2 separate regions of the Homo sapiens genome follow, and region 2 is linked to region 1. Evidence: chromatin loops called from intact Hi-C (ENCODE). Cell type or tissue: natural killer cell. All regions are shown on one strand. Links, peaks and the distances in the headings refer to the core of each region. The heading gives the core; the rest is flanking DNA.

Region 1 (5,387 bases), core at 85-5,084:
AATTCTAAACCTAAGTAAAGGCCAAGTGTGGTGGTTCACACCTGTAATCTCAGCACTGGGAGGCTGAGGTGGGAGGATCACGGGTCCAAGAGTTCAAGACCATTCTGTGCAGCATAGCAAGATCCTGTCTCTGAAAAAATAAAAAAATTAGGCAGGCGTAGTGGCACACCCCCGTGGTCCCACACTGTGGTCCCAGCTACATGGGAGGCTGAGGCAGAAGGATTGCTCCAGCCCAAGAATTCGAGGCTGCAGTGAGCTAAGATTGCGCCACTGTACTCTAGCCTGGGTGACGGAGTGAGACCCTGGCTCTAAAATACTACTACTACTACTAATAACTAAAGGCATGTAACTTGATTTTTTCTCACATTGGAATAGCTCTTGAAAATAGAAGATTTTGAGTGTTTTCATGTTACATGCACACACCCAAAAAAGCTAGAGTCTTCCTTTGTAGTAGGTAATTTTAGCTGAACCTTATCCTACAAGTAAAACAATGCTTTTCCCCTCAGAAACATGTAGTATTTTATTGACACATTTTAATTTTACCTGTTAGTTTATTTGGGATTACCTGAAAATTAATAGGATATTAATTTTTATATTCCAAAGAAAGGTCACACTTCCTATAGACCTAATCAAGTTTGAGTTTACATGTTATTTATGCCTCTGCCTTTTGAAAAAGAGGCAGATTCTTTTTTTTTTTTTTTTTTTTTTTTTGAAATGGAGTTTCACTCTTGTTGTCCAGGATGGAGTGCAATGGCGCTATCTTGGCTTACCGCAACCTCTGCCTCCCGGGTTCAAGTGGTTCTCCCGCCTCAGCCTCCAGAGTAGCTGGAATTACAGGCATGCGCCACCATGCCCAGCCAATTTTGTATTTTTAGTAGAGACGGAGTTTCTCCACGTTGGTCAGGCTGGTCTTGAACTCCCGACCTCAGGTGATCCACCTACCTCGGCCTCCCAAAGTGCTGGGATTACAGGAGTGAGCCACCGCGCCCGGCCGAGGCAGATTCATTTTTATGGCTTATATTTACACAACAAAAGTAGAATCTTCATTTCTATTGAAACAAAAGTAACAGTAATAAAAAAATGTGAAGATAACCCTTAAGACACCTGCACTTATATGAGAAGCCTTAACCAATCATATTGGAATTTGAATATTTGGTGTTAGTAACTTATTTTACCTAACAGACATGAAGGTAGCACCAGGCATTGTCCTAATAGTTTTACAATAAAATTGACTGATTTAGTTCTTACTATAACCCTGACAGGTAGATATTGTTAGCACTATTTTACAGAGGAGGAATCAGAAACACAAAAGGCTAAATAACTTCCGCAAGGCCAAACAGATCTAAGCATTGGTTTTAATATGGATATTGAAATTGTTTAAAATTTAATTTTTACATATTTAAGAGCATTCAGCCTACCAAGGCCTTATGCCACTTTTGCTAACATAATTTCTTTATCTTCTTTTAATTTCCTTAACATAGCTCTCCTAAAACTATGGGTAGTACATGGGGTTTTGGGGGGGTCAGGTAAGGAATAATTACATTTTGTGTGAATATTCAAATGATGCTTGGTAAAAATCTTTGATAACTTCTTAAGTGATTATTTCTCTCCTAAAATTCTTTGAATATAGGCATGTGAGCAGCAGTGACAGAGTGGGCAAGCCTTACCGTGGCGTAAAGCCTGTTTTCAGCATTGGGGATGAAGAAGAATACGACACAGGTGTAGTAATACACTTAGCTACAGACAGCTTTGCTGTCATTAGGAGTGATTACAGCAGTCATTCTGGGAATAGCCAATCAACTGCTTTTTTAAAAAAATGAGATTCTGTAGAAATAATTGGAGAATCTGTGGCTTTCTATTAAGAGTTTGGTTTTAGACACCTTGAATTGTTGTACGTATTAGAAATCCAAGCACCAACATGGCACATGTATACATATGTAACAAACCTGCATGTTGTGCGCATGTACCCTAAAACTTAAAGTATAATAATAATAAAATTTTAAAAAAAAGGAATCCAAGCAGAAATGTTGAGTAGAGGCAGTTGATTATAGGTGTCTTCAGCTAAGGAGAGAGGTTTAAACTGATGATAATTTGGAGGCTATCAGTGTGGAAATAGTATTTAAATCCAAGTGATGGGATTGAAATCCCTTTGATCAGATTGAAATTCCTTTGATCAGCCACCTAGGAGATTGAGAGTTGTGGGACTAAAGCACTGAAAATTACAAAATTGAGACATCTGAAGTCTTGAAACTGGAGGCAATATCCTAAAGGGCCACAAGATGGTGATACTGTGTCAGGGAAGTTTATCTTCTCTGTGGTTATGTTTTAAAAAAAATAATTTAGGCCGGGCGCGGTGGTTCACGCTGTAATCCCAGCACTTTGGGAGGCTGAGGCGGGCGGATCACTTGAGGTCAGGAGTTCAAGACCAACATGATGAAACTGTGTCTCTACTAAAAGTACAAAAATTAGCTGGGCATGGGAGTGCATGCCCATAATCCCAGCTAATTGGGAAGCTGAGGCAAGAGAATCGCTTTAACCCAGGAGGCGGAGGTGCAGTGAGCCAAGATCATGCTACTACATTCCAGCCTAGGTGACACAGCAAGACTCTGTCTCAAAAAAAAAAAAAAAAATTTAGTCTTTGGTTTATAATTCTACTGTCCAGCTTATCCTAATTAAGCAATCATAACTAATATTGGTTAATATGTGTATTGAGTTAGGTAAGCAGTCATAACTAATATTGGTTAATATGTGTACTGAGTTAGGGAAAAAATATATAAATGTACAGAATGAGAAAAAAAGACTCCCAAATCTCACCTTGCTTTTTCCAGTTAGTAATAAATACATGTTGCATATTTTCCATTTCAGCTCATGTATCTCCTCATTCTCCTTCTATCATATAAACATACCATACTTTATTTAGTCAGTCTTCCAGTTGACACTGGTGGTTTTCCAGGTTTTTTGTTTGTTTCAAATGACACTGGATCTTTATATAAAGATATATATGTAGATTAGCTTCTGATGACAGTATATTCAGAGGGTAAATTCTGCTAAGAATTTTAAATTTTAAATCTTACTGCTAAGTAAGATTGCTAGGTTATAGGGAATCACATTTGACATTTTAATAGATACATGAAATCACTTTTCAGAAAACTTGCAGAGAGGTAAATGTGATATTTCTGCTTGTTTCCTTTTCTTCTTTTTTCCCCTCTCTGTTGCCATCTCTTTCTGTTAACTCTCTGAATATCTCAACTTCTTCCATTAACAAAGGGGAGAGGCAAATGGATGAATAAATTGTGTCATATTTACATTTATCATGTATCTACACACACATATTTACAATATGGAAAATTGGACCATAATGAAAGTGAGAAAACTGAAACTATGTGTATCAGTATGTATGAATTTCAGATGTTGGGAGTAGGGTAGCAGTTGTGGAAGAATGCAGTTGAGTAGTCTACTTTTTATATACATTTATATACATTTAAGTGTATATATACATTTATATACATTTAAGTATAGAATACTACTGTATATTATTTAGGGATATGCATATATGTTAAAGCAAAGACATGTATGGAACTGATAACACCAAATTCAGATAATTAGTATTTCTTGGTGGGGAAGGGAGGAGAATGTGAGTAGGAGGAGATACATGAGAGTTTCACTTTTGTTTAAGCTGGTGTAGATAACGTGCGATTTCCTTTTTCATTATGTCTCTATATTTTGCAGTATTTGTTAGAAAGCAAAGGACAGAACCTGTAATTATTTACCTTAGAGACTGTATTATCCCTTTCTTAAATTAGAAAATATAATTATTTTATATTTCTCTTAGGGAAAATAACCTTAAATTTTTACTTATTTATCTCAGGATTGATTTTATTATTTTCCTTAAAATCAAAAAAGCAGCAAGATAAAACGAAATCTGCCATCTTTACTCTCAAGATAGGTGCCTATTGTTTAACAATTCAGCCATCTCTTTACAGACTAGTCAGATCATAGTTAAGTTATGCATATCAAAACAATTGAAATACCCCAAATGGTTTAATCTTTAAAAGTGTATTCTTAATATTTAAACCTGACTTTGTTACCATATGAAAGTGATGTTTGATAATAATATTTCTATATTATCAGTGGCATAAGGAAATAGAGTAGCAGGATTAGAATTGATTGCGTTATTCTTTTTTTTTTTTTTTCTTTTTTTTGAGACAGTCTCATTCTGTTGCCCAAGCTGGAGTGCAGTGGCGCAATCTCAGCTCACTGCAACCTCCACCTCCTGGGTTCAAGCGATTCTCATGCCTCAGCCTCCCGAGTATTTGAGATTACAGGTGTGCACCACCACACCCAGCTAATTTTTTGTATTTTTTAGTAGAGATGGGGTTTCACCATGTTGCCCAGGCTGGTCTCCAACTCCTGCCCTCAGGTGATCTGCCTGCCTCAGCCTCCCAAAGTGCTGTGATTGCAGGCGTGAGTCACTGTGCCCAGGCTGTTTGTTTTTCAATCCATATCTTCAAAATACTACTGAAATTTTTTTAGACTGTTAGGGAATGTATCATTTTAAAAGTTGGTAATATCCATATTTAATACTTTGTATTTTTTATAGATGAAATTGACAGTTCTTCAATGTCAGATGATGATAGAAAAGAGGTTGTAAACATTCAGACTTGGATAAACAAACCAGATGTCAAACATCATTTTCCTTGTAAAGAAGTAAAAGAAAGTGGACACATGTTTCCCAGGTACTTTTAAAAATGTCTTCATAAGAAGTAAAATTGAATTTGGGGAAGTTAATAATACAAAACTGAACTACAGAAGAACCTTTATTTATCCTAGTACAATAAGATATAATTCCCTTCTGTCTACTTGTATTACAGGTCTTGAATTTACAGTATTATGTAATTTTTATTTTGAAAAATTTTATACAAAAATGTTGAAGGAATAGTACATTGAACACCCTTATGATTCTTTTTTTTTCTTTTTGAGACGGAGTTTTGCTCTTGTTGCCCAGGCTGGAGTGTAGTGGCACGATCTCTGCTCACAGCAACCTCTGCCTCCCAGGTTCAAGTGATTCTCCTGCCTCAGCCTCCAGAGTAGCTGGGATTACAGGCATGCGCCACCACCCCCGGCTAATTTTGTATTTTTAGTAGAGACGGGGTTTCTCTATGTTGGTCAGGCTGGTCTCGAACTCCGGACCTCAGGTGATCCGCCCACCTCGGCCTCCCAAAGTGCTGGGATTACAGGTGTGAGCCACCGTGGCCGGCCATGATTCTTAGATTTATCAACTGTTACCACCTTTTAATACCACCCCATTTCGTATGTATATATATATACATATGCATGTATATGTACATTTTTGTCAAACCTTTCAAAAGAAGTCTACAAATGTGACA
Region 2 (5,387 bases), core at 192-5,191, 1.1 Mb after region 1:
AGAGATACAAACACACACTGAACACCCATGTTCATAATGGCATTACACACAATAGCCAAAATGTAGAAGCAACACCACTATCTATCAACAGATGAATAGAACAAAATTTAGTTGATACATAAAATGGAATATAGTCAGCCTTAAAAAGGAAGAACATTCTGACACATGCTGCAACATAGATGAACTTTTAAGACACTATGCTAAGCGAGATAAGTCAGTTAGCAAAGGACAAATACTGTGATTCCACTTATTTAAGGTACTTAGGGTCATGAAATAAATCATAGAAACTGAAAGTAGAATGGTGGCTGTCAGGGTTTAGGGGGAGAGAGGAATGAGGAGTTCCTGTTTCATAGATACAGAGTTTCAGTTTGGTAAAAATGAAAAAAGTTCTGAAAATGAATGGTGGTAATGGTTGTACAATAATGTGAATGTACTTAAAATAGATTAAAGTCCCTATTATTCAAAATGAGAACACAGATACTAATTAACTTTGGACTTTGATAGGTCTATCAAGTATATTATAATTTATAGAAAACTATTTAAAAATAGAAAGAGTCTAAATCTTCTAGAACGTAAAGCAAACCACCGCCCCCCCCCCCACACACACACACAAAACAAAACATAACTAATTTTTAAAATACAAGAATGGGTGGGGCACAGTGGTGCACACCTATAGTGTGCTACTTCGAAGGCTGACTTGAGGCCAGGAGTTCAAGGCTGTAGTGCACTATAATCATGCCTGTAAATAGCCACTGCACTCCAGCCTGGGCAACATAGCAAGACCTATCTCTAAAAAAAAAAAAAATACAAGAAAGGAAAAAAAGTCAAGCAGACCAAATAAAAAGCATAAAGAAAAATAGTAGTATAAAATATAAACAGACTATGCCTTATAGTTAAAAATAAATGTAGACTGAATGTAAAAAGAGAAGTATCCAGATACATACTATTTACTGGCAACACATATAAAATGAAAATGTCCAAAGGAGCATTGTTTATGAGAGAAAAAAAACTGGATACAATCCAAACTCCATCAATAAAAAGTAGGTAGATCTATTTTTAATATTAATACAATAAATACATAAGTAAAACTGGATGATCTCTAGCTCTATGCATCAACATGAATGAATCTCACAAAAATGTTAGGCAAAAAAAATGCATGCCATGTAATACATATTGTTCAGTAACCTGAATCATTTTTCTAAAGTTCACAATTATATAAAACTTAAAATTCAGAAAAGTGGTTAATTCTAAGGCGAATGCATGGGAATGGGACAGAATGGGCAAAGTGGGGAACACAGAAGGCTTCGGTGATGCTGATAATAGTCTATTTTTTAATAGAAGGTGAACATTTGGGTGTTTATTTTAACATTATGTTTTTTAACTTAAATGCATCTCATATATATTAGACCTGTGTTATAGTTCTACCTCTGCCACTTAATCTCTTTGAACCTCAAAAAGTTTCCACATTTATAAAATAGAAATATTAACTGCTCTCCTATCTATCTCATAGGCCTAAAGTAAAGATTAATATCAAAAGAGGATAGTGTGAAATGAATAAAAATAACACTATTTTTCATGATTATAATCATTTAATCCAGAAAAATATTTAGATGAAAGCATATCAAAATATTATCAATGCTTATTATTGAGGAATGGATTATGGGTAATATCAATTTCATACTTTTCTATATATCTCTTAATATAAATATGCATTATTGTTCAAATTAGGAAAAAGTTTAAATGTTTACATAAATTACATATAGATAATAATGAAATATTATTTTGAAAAGAGTGATAACCATATAATGCAAATGTTCAAGAGTTAACCGTGCAAATGAGTATCATTATTAGTAATTTTATTCAAAACTGACTAATGTTTCTAGCATAAAGGAGTTGAACTTAGGATATATGCACTATTTGTATCAGTGTTTTTCAAATTGCTAGTCAGAAGAAAATTTATGACATAAAACATAGAAGAGAAATTTTAAGTTAACAGGGGAAAATGATCTCAAAATAGAGTATCTTCTTTAGTGTTTATGTGGATTATTGTCATTACCAAATTACCAAAGGAAAGCTTAAAAAGAAAATCAACTGACATGAATATAGGAAACTATGACAGAGCTGGAATACATTAATAAAAATGAAACCTCCTCCACTTCCATTTAAAAGCTTTGGGCTCCCTCTGTTGGAAGTCTATATTAGAGTCTTGCAATTTAAAATAGCAATTTGATCCCTTTCACTCAAGGCTAATTACCAATCCCTGCTGAGTGGCTAGCTACAATAAAACCTTTATTACTTTTGTAAAACATAATTTTATGAAATATTTTTCTTCTTTTTTTTATTTTTAGGTACAGGGTCTCACTCTGTCACCCATGCTGGAGTGCAGTGGCTTGATCATCGCTCATTGTAACCTCTAACTCCTGGGCTCAAGCAACCTTCCAGCTTCAGCTTTCTTAGTAGATAGGACTACAGGCACACAGTACTGCACCTGACTAATTCTTTTTTTAAAAGTTTTTTGTAGAGACAGGGTCTTGCTATGCTTCCCAGGCTGATCTTGAACTCCTGACCTCAAGCCATCCTCCTATCTTGGCCTCCCAAAGCACTGAGATTACAGGTATGAGTCACCACACCCAAGCCTATTTTCTAATACAATTCGGTATATATTATTTGGAAATTAAATTAGACTTCTTTACATTAGCAGTTATAAAGTATTTCTAAAAATCCCAATGGGAAGTAAAATTTAAAAATACTAAAACATTCTGCTCAGTCTGACCTAAAAGGGAGTTCTTAATAAATATTTATAATGGAAGGGCAAAAAAAGAATCAGAACTTCAATTAGGAAAGTAATCTACAGACTTGTTCAGGAATTGATAGCTCATCTAAAGCAGTACAAATGAGAACAGTAGCTGGCTGACTTATCTCCATATTTGGGGTTAAAGAGGTCTTGCCAGGGATAAGCCAAAACACAGGAATTAAACACTAACATATTTTGCAAAATAAACTAAAAGTCTTCTATATCAAAGATACTATAAAGAAAGTGTAGTATAGCAAACTTGAAAAACAATTTACAATACATATTACAAAGAGTCAATACCTTTAATGAGAGTTTTTAAAATGAATAAGAGATGAGCACCCTAATAAGGACAAATACTAACAGAAACTCATATAAGAAATTTTTTAAAACATATTCACTAAAAATGATTAAGTTTGGATAATTGTCCCTGACCAAATCTCATAGTGAACTATATCCCCATGCTAGAGGTGAGGCCTGGTGAGAGGTGTTTAGGTCATGGGAGCAGATCCTTCAGGGCTTGGTGCCGTCTTCATGATAAGTGAGTGAGTTCTTGCTACATCTGGTTAAGAGTGTGTAGCAGCCTCCCCACTCTTTCTCTTGCTCCTGCTTTCACCATGTGATGTGCCTGCTCCCCCTTTGCTTTCCACTGATGGCAGCAGCAGCAGCCCATCTGGAGCAGCTGCTGCAAAGAGGCCGGCTGCAGTGGGGGAGGCACAGCCGGGACTGCAAATTCCACAGAGCTGGTGGGAGCTGGGAACAGGCAGAAGCCCCACCCTCCTTCCAAGTTGGAGGGGCGGGAGTCCTGCCTTCCCCAGCACTGCTGCAGCCACATAGCCACAGCTGCAAACCTGGGCATTCCTGTACTCTAAGGAGCCCAGGAAGGCCCCCATGCCCCCGCACACTCAGAAGTGTCTGCTCCCACTGCCCAGCCTCTCCACTCTCAGTGCCCACTCCAATTCTAGAGCAAAGTTGAGGCCAAGGCGAGGCACTGTCACAACCTGGCCAGGTGTACACATGCTCGGGTACACGCCAGCCCCCTGCCACCTCAGCCCCCTCTGGACTTTGGGGGCCAATGAGCACAGGAGGGAAGGGGATGCTGAGGGCAGCTCAGTGTGGGCCTGCAGGCACCCCTCAGCATGAACTGCCTGGGCACTGGGGATAGGAGGTTGATGGCAGTGGGAGGCAGACCAGTTCCTGGGCAGAAAGGGGAGTGTCCCCAGTGAAGCCCCTCCTTCAGGCCTGGGACAGCCTGAAGTCTGGGGCCCAGGCTCCCAGTTCCGTGGACCAGAGTGACAACTTATGGTGCTTTCTCCAGGCTGAGCCATGGCTGCCTATGGACCAATAAGCGTGCACTTCCTACCCTCCAAAGGCCATAAAAACCCCTGGACTCAGCCAGACTTGGGCAGATATCAGGACTACCTGCCTGCAGAGAGAAGCTACCCACTGTGGGTCCCCTCTCAGCTGAGAGCTGTATACTCGACAGGATCACCTGCCTGCAAATAGGAGCTATCCACTTCAGGTCTCCTGAGAGCTGTACTGTCACTCAATAAAACACCACTTTACCTTACTCACCCTCCAGTTGTCCACATACCTAATTCTTCCTGAACACAGGACAAGAATTCAGGACTTGCCAAGTGGCAGGACTGGAAGAGCTATAATACAAACAGGGCTAAAAAGGGTGCTACACACTCTTGCCACGTTGCGGGTGACTAGAAGAAGAGAAGACAGAAGGAAAGAAGAGCTGTGGCCCTTAAGGGAGCCCACCTAAGAGTTCCCCTAGCCAGGGCTGTGACACCCTCTTTGGGGCTCTGCAGTTCCTGGTGTCTCCAAGCTTCTGGGCACCACCTCAATCCCCAGTGCCAGCAGTGGAAGCCACTTGCAGTACGACTGGTCCAACTGCAGTCTTGTGGGAAGCCAGCACCCGTGCCAGCACCTGGAGCTGCCCGTCCCACCACAGCCGACATGCCTGGCTGTGCACAGTGGCCAGACCCAGCACTCACTCGCTCACACACCCCTCGCCACTCTGCACCTGGCTCGCCGTTGGCAGGTATGGAATCCGGGCCAGTAGTGGGAGCCAAGCACAGCCTGCCAGGCCAAGTGGGCAGAACAAGCCCAGCAGACCCAAGTAAAACTCAGGCAAAGAGGTCACCAGCTGGCGAAGCAACACCACAAGGATCCTGTGACATCACCACGATTGTAAGCTTCCTGAGGTCTCCCCAGAAGCAGATGCTGCTATGCTTCCTGTACAGTCTGTAGAACTGTGAGCCTATTAAACCTCATTTCTTACATACTACCCAGTATTGGGTATTTCACTAATAGCAGTGCAAGAATGGCCTAATACAAAAAATAAAAGACGAATGAAATGAAGACAATTTAATGAAAACAATTATATATTTTTGCCTACGGCTTATCAAAAAAAGTTTAATCGTAACACCTAATCTTGTTAGAGTATAACAGATTCAAACTGAAAGGATTTACTAGAATAAATATATGGAGATGTGTGTGTGTGCATGTGTGTGTGTATATATACAGTATATATATATGTGCCACTTACTGAAGCATTGACATATAGACAAAAAAAATACCTTGAATG

Evidence for each region. Hi-C counts contacts between places; a loop is a spot of excess contacts. Peaks named below come from ENCODE experiments on the same cell type or tissue, not always from the same donor. Only the 100,000 strongest peaks of a DNase experiment are listed, where the experiment ranks them.
Region 2: it touches region 1 in a loop (10-fold over the local background); 2 of 110 quality-filtered maps call a loop at or near these places.

What each region holds. Positions count from the first base shown.
Region 1 is chr3:100,314,469-100,319,855 of GRCh38, forward strand. It overlaps TBC1D23 (TBC1 domain family member 23), which reads left to right. Exons shown (of 19, transcript NM_001199198.3): 16 at 1,631-1,719; 17 at 4,601-4,736. Among named protein-coding and RNA genes, the nearest start is that of NIT2, 18 kb to the right of the region's middle. RefSeq lists an enhancer at 2,184-2,363. In natural killer cell, for the core only: CTCF peaks have their summits at 2,260 (motif pointing right) and 2,461; a DNase peak (open chromatin) is centred at 2,273; H3K27ac peaks cover 356 bases.
Region 2 is chr3:101,379,848-101,385,234 of GRCh38, forward strand. The region is part of intron 6 of SENP7 (SUMO specific peptidase 7); the gene reads right to left. Among named protein-coding and RNA genes, the nearest start is that of IMPG2, 62 kb to the left of the region's middle. In natural killer cell, for the core only: a CTCF peak has its summit at 2,197 (motif pointing left); DNase peaks (open chromatin) are centred at 304 and 2,184; H3K27ac peaks cover 685 bases.